2 separate regions of the Homo sapiens genome follow, and region 2 is linked to region 1. Evidence: read pairs that join two places in POLR2A ChIA-PET (ENCODE). Cell type or tissue: GM12878. All regions are shown on one strand. Links, peaks and the distances in the headings refer to the core of each region. The heading gives the core; the rest is flanking DNA. Region 1 has its middle 70 kb from the start of ELOVL6. Region 2 overlaps ELOVL6 (ELOVL fatty acid elongase 6).

Region 1 (4,394 bases), core at 132-4,131:
TACACAGAAAAATGATTAGAAGGATATATACCCAAATATTAAAGTAATTATCTTTAGGTGATAGGATTATGAGTGATTTTTCTTTTCTCTTTCTTTTATTTTTTATCGATATTTATATAAGATTCTTTAATAGGCAGGGACTAATACATTTTATTTGAAATACATGCCAAGGCCAGATGTGGTGGCTCATGCCTGTAATCCCAGCACTTTGGGAGGCTGAGGTGGGCAGATCACGAGGTCAGGAGATCGAGACCATCCTGGCCAACATGGTGAAACCCTGTATCTACTAAAAATACAAAAATTAGCTGGGCGTGGTGGTGCATGCCTGTAATCCCAGCACTTTGGGAGGCCAAGGCGGGCAGATCACGAGATCAGGAGATCAAGACTATCCTGGCCAACATGGTGAAACCCCGTCTCTACTAAAAATACAAAAATTAGCTGAGCATGGTGGTGCATGCCTATAATCCCAGCTGCTCAGGAGGCTGAGGCAGGAGAATCACTTGAACCCAGGAGGTGGAGGTTGCAGCGAGCCAAGATCACGCCACTGCACTCCAGCCTGGGCGACAGAGCGGGACTCCGTCTCAAAAAAAAAAAAAATTAGCAAGGTGCACACCTATAGTCCGAACTACTCGGGGGACTGAGGCAGGAGAATTGCTTGAACCCAGGAAGTGGAGGCAGCAGTGAGCCAAGATCGTGCCATTGCTCTCCAGTCTGGGTGACAGAGCGAGACTCCATCTCAAAATAAAATAAAATAAAATACATGCCAGACCACTGCACATCTTTTAGAATGGCAAAAATTCGAAACACTGACAATATCCATTGCTGGTGAGAATGTAAACAGGAACTCTCATTGACAGTGGGAATGCAAAGTGGTACAGCCACTTTGGAAAGACATTTTGTCAGTTCCTTACAAAACGAAACATACCCTTACCGTATAATCCAGCAATCTCCCTCCTTGATATTTACCCAAAGGAGTTGAGAACTTATGTCTCCACAAAAATCTGCAAATGGATATTTATAGCAGCTTTATTCATAATTACCCAAACTTGAAAGCAACCACAATGTCCTTAAGTGGATGAATGTGTAAACTGTGGTATATCCAGACAATGAAATATTATTGAGCACTAAAAAGAAATGAGCTATTCAGGCATGAAAAGGCAGAGAGGAACTTTAAATTCATGTTACTGGCTAGGCTCACACCTGTAACCCTATCACTTTGGGAGGCCAAGGCAGGAGGATCACTTAAGCCCAGTTGTTTGAGACCAGCCTGGACAATATAGTGAGACTACGTCTCTATTTTAAAATAGAAAAAAAAAACACATATAAATACATATTACTAAATGAAAGAAGACAATCTGAAAAGGGTACCTACTACATGATTTCAGCTATGTGACATTCTGGTAAAGGTAAACTGGTGAAAGTCAGCTGGCCGTGGTGCCTCATGCCTGTAATCCCAGGACTTTAGGAACCCGAGGCAGGCAGATCACTTGAGGTCAAGAATTCAAGACCAGCCTGGCCAACATGGTGAAACCCCATCTCTACTAAAAATATAAAAATTAGCTGGGCATGGTGGTGCATGCCTGTAATCCCAGCTACTCAGGAGGCTGAGGCACAGGAATCGCTTGAGCTTGGGAGGAGGAGGTTGCAGTGAGCCAAGATGAAGGATCAAGCTGCTGCACCCCAGCCTGAGTGAAGGAGTGAGACTCTGCCTAAAAAAAAAAAAAAAAAAAAAAACCAAACCAAAAACAAAACTGTGGTGAAAATGAAAAGATCAATGGCTGTCAGGGGTTGGGGGAAGGATGTGATGACTAATAGGCAGAGCACAGAAGATTTTTAGGGCAGTAAAACTATTCTGTATATTATAATAGTGGATACATGTCATTCTGCCTTTGTCAAAACTCATAGGATGCATAACACCAGGAGTGAAACCTAATGTAAACTCTGAACTTTGGGTGATTAAAAAAAAACATGCTGGATATATACGTATGTAATCTATCTGTCTATCTATCATCTATCATCTCTCTAGATACATAGATATATATTGAAATAGCCGTATCTACTGTCACTCTCCTCAATGCCTTTCCCTTTAGAGACAGAATGAGGAAAAGAAATAAGACCAATCTTGCTTTCCCAAGAGAATGTGGAAAATTTCTTTATACCCGCCCCATTCAGCCACCTGTGGGTCTCACTGGGACTACTTATGTGCCTCCAGTTCTCCATAGAGCCCTGTAATGGAGGCTTTGGGCCCCACTGCCCACTGTCCTATGCACTCACAAAAGTACACTGGGTTATTCACAAGTCTGGCTGTGTTTTTTTTTTGGTGGGTGGGGTGGGGTGTGGGGGGATGGAGTTTTTGCTCTTGTCACCCAGACTGGAGTGCAATGGCGTGATCTCTGCTCGCTGCAACTTCCGCTCCTGGGTTCAAGTGATTCTCCTGCCTCAGCCTCCCCAGTAGCTGGGATTACAGGAACCCACCACCACGCCTGGCTAATTTTTGTATTTTTAGTAGAGATGGGGTTTCACCATGTGGACAGGCTGGTCTCAAACTCCTGACCTCAGGTGATCTGTCTGCCTCGGCCTCCCAAAGTTCTGGGATTACAGACGTGAGCCAACGCGCCCGGCCAGTTTGGCTGATTTTTAGAGCCATGCTCAGCACTGGTGTAGGCTCATGGAAGGGACTGCACTCAGGGAACGCTCACTGACTGGCACTGGGGGAAGAGCCAACCTTATCTGCTTACTCTGTACATATTAAGTATATCCAGGAAATTCAAAGACAGTAGACAGGGCTTAAAGAGAATGTCCACAAGAGGAACAAAAATCAGGCACTTTAAGACTAACTTAGGCCGGGCACGGTGACTCACCCCTGTAATTCCAGCATTTTCGGAGGCCGAGGTGGGCGGATCACGAGATCAGGAGATCAAGACCATCCTGGCTAACACAGTGAAACCCCGTCTCTACTAAAAATACAAAAAAATCAGCCAGACGTGGTGGTAGGCGCCTGTAGTCCCAGCTACTCGGGAGGCTGAGGCAGGAGAAAGGTGTGAACCCAGGAAGCAGAGCTTGCAGTGAGCCCGAGGTTGTGCCACTGCACTCCAGCCTGGGCGAAAGAGCAAGACTCCGTCTCAAAAAAAAAAAAAAAGACTAACTTAAAAAAAAACAAGACTCCTAAAATTTACAGCTGGAATTTAAAAATATTTGCAACAATCTTTTTTTTTTTTTTTTTTTTGGAGACAGAGTCTCATTCTGTTGTCCAGGCTGGAGTGCCCTGGTGCAATCTCGGCTCACTGCAACCTCTGCCTCCTGGGTTCAAGCAATTCACCTGCCTCAGCCTCCTGAGTAGATGAGATTACAGGTGCCCACCACGATGCCCAGCTAATTTTTGTATTTTTAGTAGAGACACGGTTTCACCATGTTGGCCAGGCTGGTCTCAAACTCCTGACCTCAGGTGATCCGCCTGCCTTGGCCTCCCAAAGTGCTGGGATTACAGGCGTGAGCCACTGTGCCCCACCTGTAACAATCATTAATTACACATAAGCTTTTACATTAATGTTAAATAATTAAAATATTAAAAGCTTATTTTACATTAATTAATGTTAAATGTTAATTAGTGTTAAATAATGTAAAATAAGCTTTACCATTAATGTTAAAATCTTCGAAAACACACATGTCAAGAAATATTAGAAACCCATTCTAGCTCTTCCTAAAATTTTCAGAAGTTCTTATGCGGGTGCTATTCAGGAAAAGTTTTCTGAATGGTCATATTTTAATTTTTTTTTTTTTTAAGAGATGTTGCTCACTATGTTGCCCAGGCTGGTCTCGAACTCCTGGGCTCAAGCAATCAACCCACCCTGGCCTCCCAAAGTTCTGGGGTTACAGGCTTGAGCCACTGCACCCAGCCCCGAACAGTCATATTTTAAAAATTCAGTTTTTCTTTCCTTAGATGCTCTCAGTCAGTGTTGGCCATCCTCAATTTGCACTTCTTCCTAAAGTTGTTTTAGTTTTTGAGGAAGGTTTTCTTTCCTGTCAGTAAATGTTTATATTTTCAGGCTGATTAGTGATTAGAAGAGTACGTCTGAGATAGTATAGATAAAAAGAAAGTTGTATATTTAAATTTGGAGAGGCTTTTGAAATAGATATTCTTGGAGTTGTGCTGTCTCCCCCAGCCACTGTGGTGATGGATCTTGCCCAAAAGTCTCACAGAGGTGACTCACTCAGGCAAGAATTGCTTAAATTCACATGGGTGTATGTAATGGGCACAGATGTCAGGTTGATGTAGCCAGTACACCAAGGGGAAGCTTCAGTGCTCTGGTGGTCACCACAAAAGTAGGTGGCAGAACTGGAGGATCCCCCCTGCATTAGTATTGTTGTTATTAGTCTAACAATTTTGAGTTCTT
Region 2 (4,394 bases), core at 106-4,105, 210 kb before region 1:
CCTCTTCAGATTTTGCAGGCATTGTCTGTAAATCCAGGGTGAAAACCACTTCTCTAGCCTATGACTTCATACCTAGTGGTACCAATACCTCCTGGGGCCTGGTTCATAAAATCTGTATTGTAAAATTCCTTTTAGATAAAGTTGCCATTCTATTTCAGCCAGTGCTTAACATAAATGCACTGAATGAATGAATGAATGAATCCACACTAATGCATTTTACCCTGAGACCGTTTTCATATGATCCGTGTGTGTAGGCGTTTGTGTGTCTGTTGGAGGGGGGGAGCGGTGCAGGCATGCACATGCACGCGGTAGTTATCTAGTTATTTTGGACTATCTTTGTACCTCTGCCCCTCTTAGGAAAGGTTTTCAGGAAAAATTTTCTTCTGTTGTTCTTCCCTTGTTTTTGACCTGGGAAGACAGTAGCTCAAACCAATTGTCATCTACTTATAAACAGCAGGTTTCTGGCTTCCAGTGGAAGGTGGCTGGGTTGCCGGCCCACACAAATCAGACAGTTCCCATTCTATCTGAATGGACACGGGGCGTGAACAAGGGGCACCTTACAGAAGACTGCTCATAGCTTATATTGCAGGTGGTTTGTAAGGAAAGTACAACACCAAACTCCCTTTTTAGGAGAAACAGGAGAGGGGACAATACATATTAGGTTGGTGCAAAAGTTAACTGCGGTTTTGCCATTGAAAACAATGGCAAAAATTGCAATTGATATCTTTTGAACTAAATATGTATAATTCTTAATTGCAGGTGAAAAAAAACCCAGAACCCCAGAGGTGACCAGGTTTGCCTTACCAGTTTGTACCTGTACAATCTGTACCAGTTTGCTAGCATTACTCATGGATGTACTCAGAGCTTATTGTCACCACTAGATCTCTTTCTGTGTAAATAAAGACATCTTCCTGGAAAACTGTGCCCACATTAACTCCTTGACTTTACTATTTCTGGTAACCTGTGCCACACTTACATTCAAGACCATTCAAGGGTTGAGGGAAAAATTATAGAAATCTACAAATACAGCCTGTATTTTCTATTACTTTCTGGAAGGTAAATTACATTCCCCTTCCCTAAGGCCAGTCTTGATGATTAAAATCAAACACCACCAGAGACCAACCCTCAGCATTTGTTAATGAGAACAGGAGGGTCCCCAAATGAAAAGCTTAATTCCTAATCTGAATCCTAACTCTACAGATGAAAGTATGCTCAGATATGGGACTTGGAAATAGCTGTGTTGCTCTTTTCTTCCCCCATGTTTTAATATTAGCTCAGCTCAGTGGGCCTTTTAAAGGGGTCTCTGTACATTTTATAAGTCCGTGGAGGTATATTTTTAGTAGAGCTCGAAAATCAGCATGTTCAGTATAAACTATCTACTCTTAATATGCACAATGTAAAATTATTTAAAAGGAAAGAGGGAGCGAACAATAAAAAGTAGAAGTCAGGCAAGAACTCAAATTCATTCATTGTAACTTTCTTGCAACCAACAAAATAGGACCTTCAAAATGTTTCTTTGCTCACTAAATAAATACTGTGGATATGTTGCTACAAAGAGAGGGAGAGGAAATGGAAGAAGATACTCACCTAGTTCGGGTGCTTTGCTTAGCACAAATGCATAAGCCCAGAATTTGCTGACAGGTCCATTGTAAAAACCCTGGTCACAAACTGACTGCTTCAGGCCTTTGGTCATCAAAATGTACACCATATAAGCACCAGTTCGAAGAGCACCGAATATACTTCATAATGAAAAGAGAAAAGAAACAGCATTTAGGAAAATAGTTTCACTTCTCACATCAACCATACTTAGAAGACTGGTTGGCCACTGGCAGGAAATAGGCATAAGAATCATATTATTTGTATTTCCTTGAAAGCATCTTAAAATGTTCTGTAAACAAGAGCTAATACAATGACTCAAGGGCTTTATTCTGAAACCATATATGATACCACTTCCTCTTCATCACTGTTCCAAAAAGAGGTCATGAAAAAGGGTAACAGATTCAGAGCAGGATCTCATGAAGAATGCTGGTGACCTTTGAGTTTCAGCTTGGGAACTATTCCTTGGAGAGCAGATGGGTGTGGCTGCAAACTCTTGGAATTATCTCAAATTTGCCCTGTGCCCAATCATTCTCCAAGTTCTACTGGCTCTATTTCCTGAAAACCTGTTTACCTCTTTAGGCAAACTTTTCCTCTACCTCTGGACTCGCCTTGCCAGCCCAGGCTTTTTGTGCCCTCCTTGGATTTCTCCAGCAGTCTCCAAATCACTTTCTACTGTCTGATCCATCTTTCTCAGAGATGTCAGAATGAGACTCCTTCAAAAGCTTAGCTCTGTCACCTCCTCCAGGAAGCCCACTCAGGCAGAGATAAGTGCTCACTCCCTGAGCTCCCTAGAACCAGTGTTGTGCTAATACCACCCCAACACTGTTCTTCAATGCCCCGCAATGTGTTTAATCTCCACATAGGCACAGGTGCTCAATAAAGACTGTTGAAAAAGTGAGATTGTTGAAAAAGTGAAGAAAAAATAAACAATTTCTTTAAATCAGAGAACTGGTAAGGAAATAGGAAGTTCTGGAACACATTAGGCTCAAGAAACACAACCTGCCATGGGAAAGCACTTGGCAATAGGAACAAGCAGCCACTATTACGAAGTGAGCCCCTTAAGTGTATGTCCCAGAGTGTGTGAACCATGCCCGGGACTGAAAGGAGAGCTGGCTGACCATGTGGGGAAGATGGACCTGCCTAGCCTTTTCTGCCCAAAAGGGCAGCATCTTACTCTAGAAGTCAGCTGAGAGATCAATGAATGAACAACTGTTGAATTGGGAAATGGAGCCTTCTTTTCTCCTCAGAGGCACTGTTTTTTACTTAAAATATCTTAGAGTTGCTCTAGAATAAATCATTCCACTAGGCTAACCTGTCCAGAAAGCACGCATCTGCCAACTAGAACTAAAGGTCAACTTTCTACAGTATCAAAATAATGAAGTTTAATTCCTGGCAATTGTCTATTAAGTTGGGTCTTTGTAAGTAGCTTCTCTAAAGGTATAAAGACTCCATCAAATGGTGTTACTCTTTCCACTGTATGAAATTGTCCTGCAGAGGATTACTGTCATTTTACAGATATAGATCCTGTTTAATCCTTCAGTGGTTTTTCTCTGCACTTGGAATAAAAACCTCAACTCCTTTATCAGGACCGACAAGGCCTCTCTGCACTGCCTCTCTCTCCCCATTCTCCACTCTCACCTCCTGCCATTCTCTTCTTGTTCACTGTGAGCCAATCACTCCAGAACTTTCAGACACTTTCAGTTTTCTGCCTCAGGACCTTTGCATTTCTCCCCTGTTCATAACAAAACTGGCTTTTTACTTTCTTATCTTAAGGAAATGTCTCCTCCCCGTGGAATGACCTAAGTCTTTATAGTCCATTATCTGTCCTAATTTGGGGATGAAGGGTTGATTTCATTAGTAGCATCAAGTAATAGAGATTTTTCTGTCTTATCTGAATTTTTTTTGTGTACTGTCTTTCCCTCACCAAATGATGGCTTTTTTTTTTTTTTTTTTTTTTTTTGAGACAGAATCTCGCTCTCTCAGCCAGGCTGGAGTACAGTGGCATGATCTCAGCTCACTGCAACCTCCGCCTCCTGGGTTCAAGTGACTCTCCTTCCTCAGCCTCCCAAGTAGCTGGGACTACAGGCATGCACCACCATGCCAGGCTAATTTTTTGTGTTTTTAGTAGAGATGGGGTTTCACTATGTTGGCCAGGCCGGTCTCAAACTCCTGACCTCGTGATCCACCTGCCTCGGCCTCCCAAAGTGCTGGGGTATAGCCCAAAACCCTTCCTCTTACTCTACTTGCTGTTAGACTATGTAATTCCCACATGATCAGAGTAGATCCAAAGAATGTATGCTTGAAATGGTTGCTATCCTTTCATCCTTTTGGGTCTCAAAAAATCATTGTAATTTATTCCCAATTTCTAAGGTATTCACACAAGTTCATTTATTCTTTCAGTGGTCAAATATTTATTGGCATGGTTTTAGATGATGGAGTGAAAAAAAATCATTAAGCTAACTCTGGCTAGTGAGTGGTAGTCCTAGAAGACTTCAGAGGAAGTGGTATTTGAATTAGGGGCAAATAGGTATTCACAAGTTTGAGGGCTAGGGTATGGGGAGGTCAGTTCAGAGCACTGTAGAGTTGAAGGTTTTGATATCATGGTGACCTATAATATTGCTGACAGCAAGTGTATAGCACATATTATTGTCCCATATCTGGACATGTGCCTCATTCCCTAAGCTCTGAACAATAAGGCTAACTCAGAACAGAGGACAGTAGCACTTTTCAGGGAAACCGTCAGTGCCAGCCATTGGGCCCATGTGTCTGTGGGCAAAGGCGCATTGTTGGGATGT

Evidence for each region. ChIA-PET counts read pairs that join two places held together with the same protein. Peaks named below come from ENCODE experiments on the same cell type or tissue, not always from the same donor. Only the 100,000 strongest peaks of a DNase experiment are listed, where the experiment ranks them.
Region 2: POLR2A ChIA-PET joins it to region 1 with 12 read pairs; 5 of 35 experiments call an interaction of 5 or more read pairs at or near these places.

What each region holds. Positions count from the first base shown.
Region 1 is chr4:110,266,764-110,271,157 of GRCh38, forward strand. No RefSeq gene overlaps it. Among named protein-coding and RNA genes, the nearest start is that of ELOVL6, 70 kb to the left of the region's middle. In GM12878, for the core only: no CTCF peak of the experiment used is centred there; a DNase peak (open chromatin) is centred at 1,746.
Region 2 is chr4:110,058,016-110,062,409 of GRCh38, forward strand. ELOVL6 (ELOVL fatty acid elongase 6) reads right to left here. Exons shown (of 4, transcript NM_024090.3): 3 at 1,588-1,739. Among named protein-coding and RNA genes, the nearest start is that of ELOVL6, 140 kb to the right of the region's middle. In GM12878, for the core only: no CTCF peak of the experiment used is centred there; a DNase peak (open chromatin) is centred at 1,886; H3K4me3 peaks cover 1,015 bases; H3K27ac peaks cover 1,187 bases.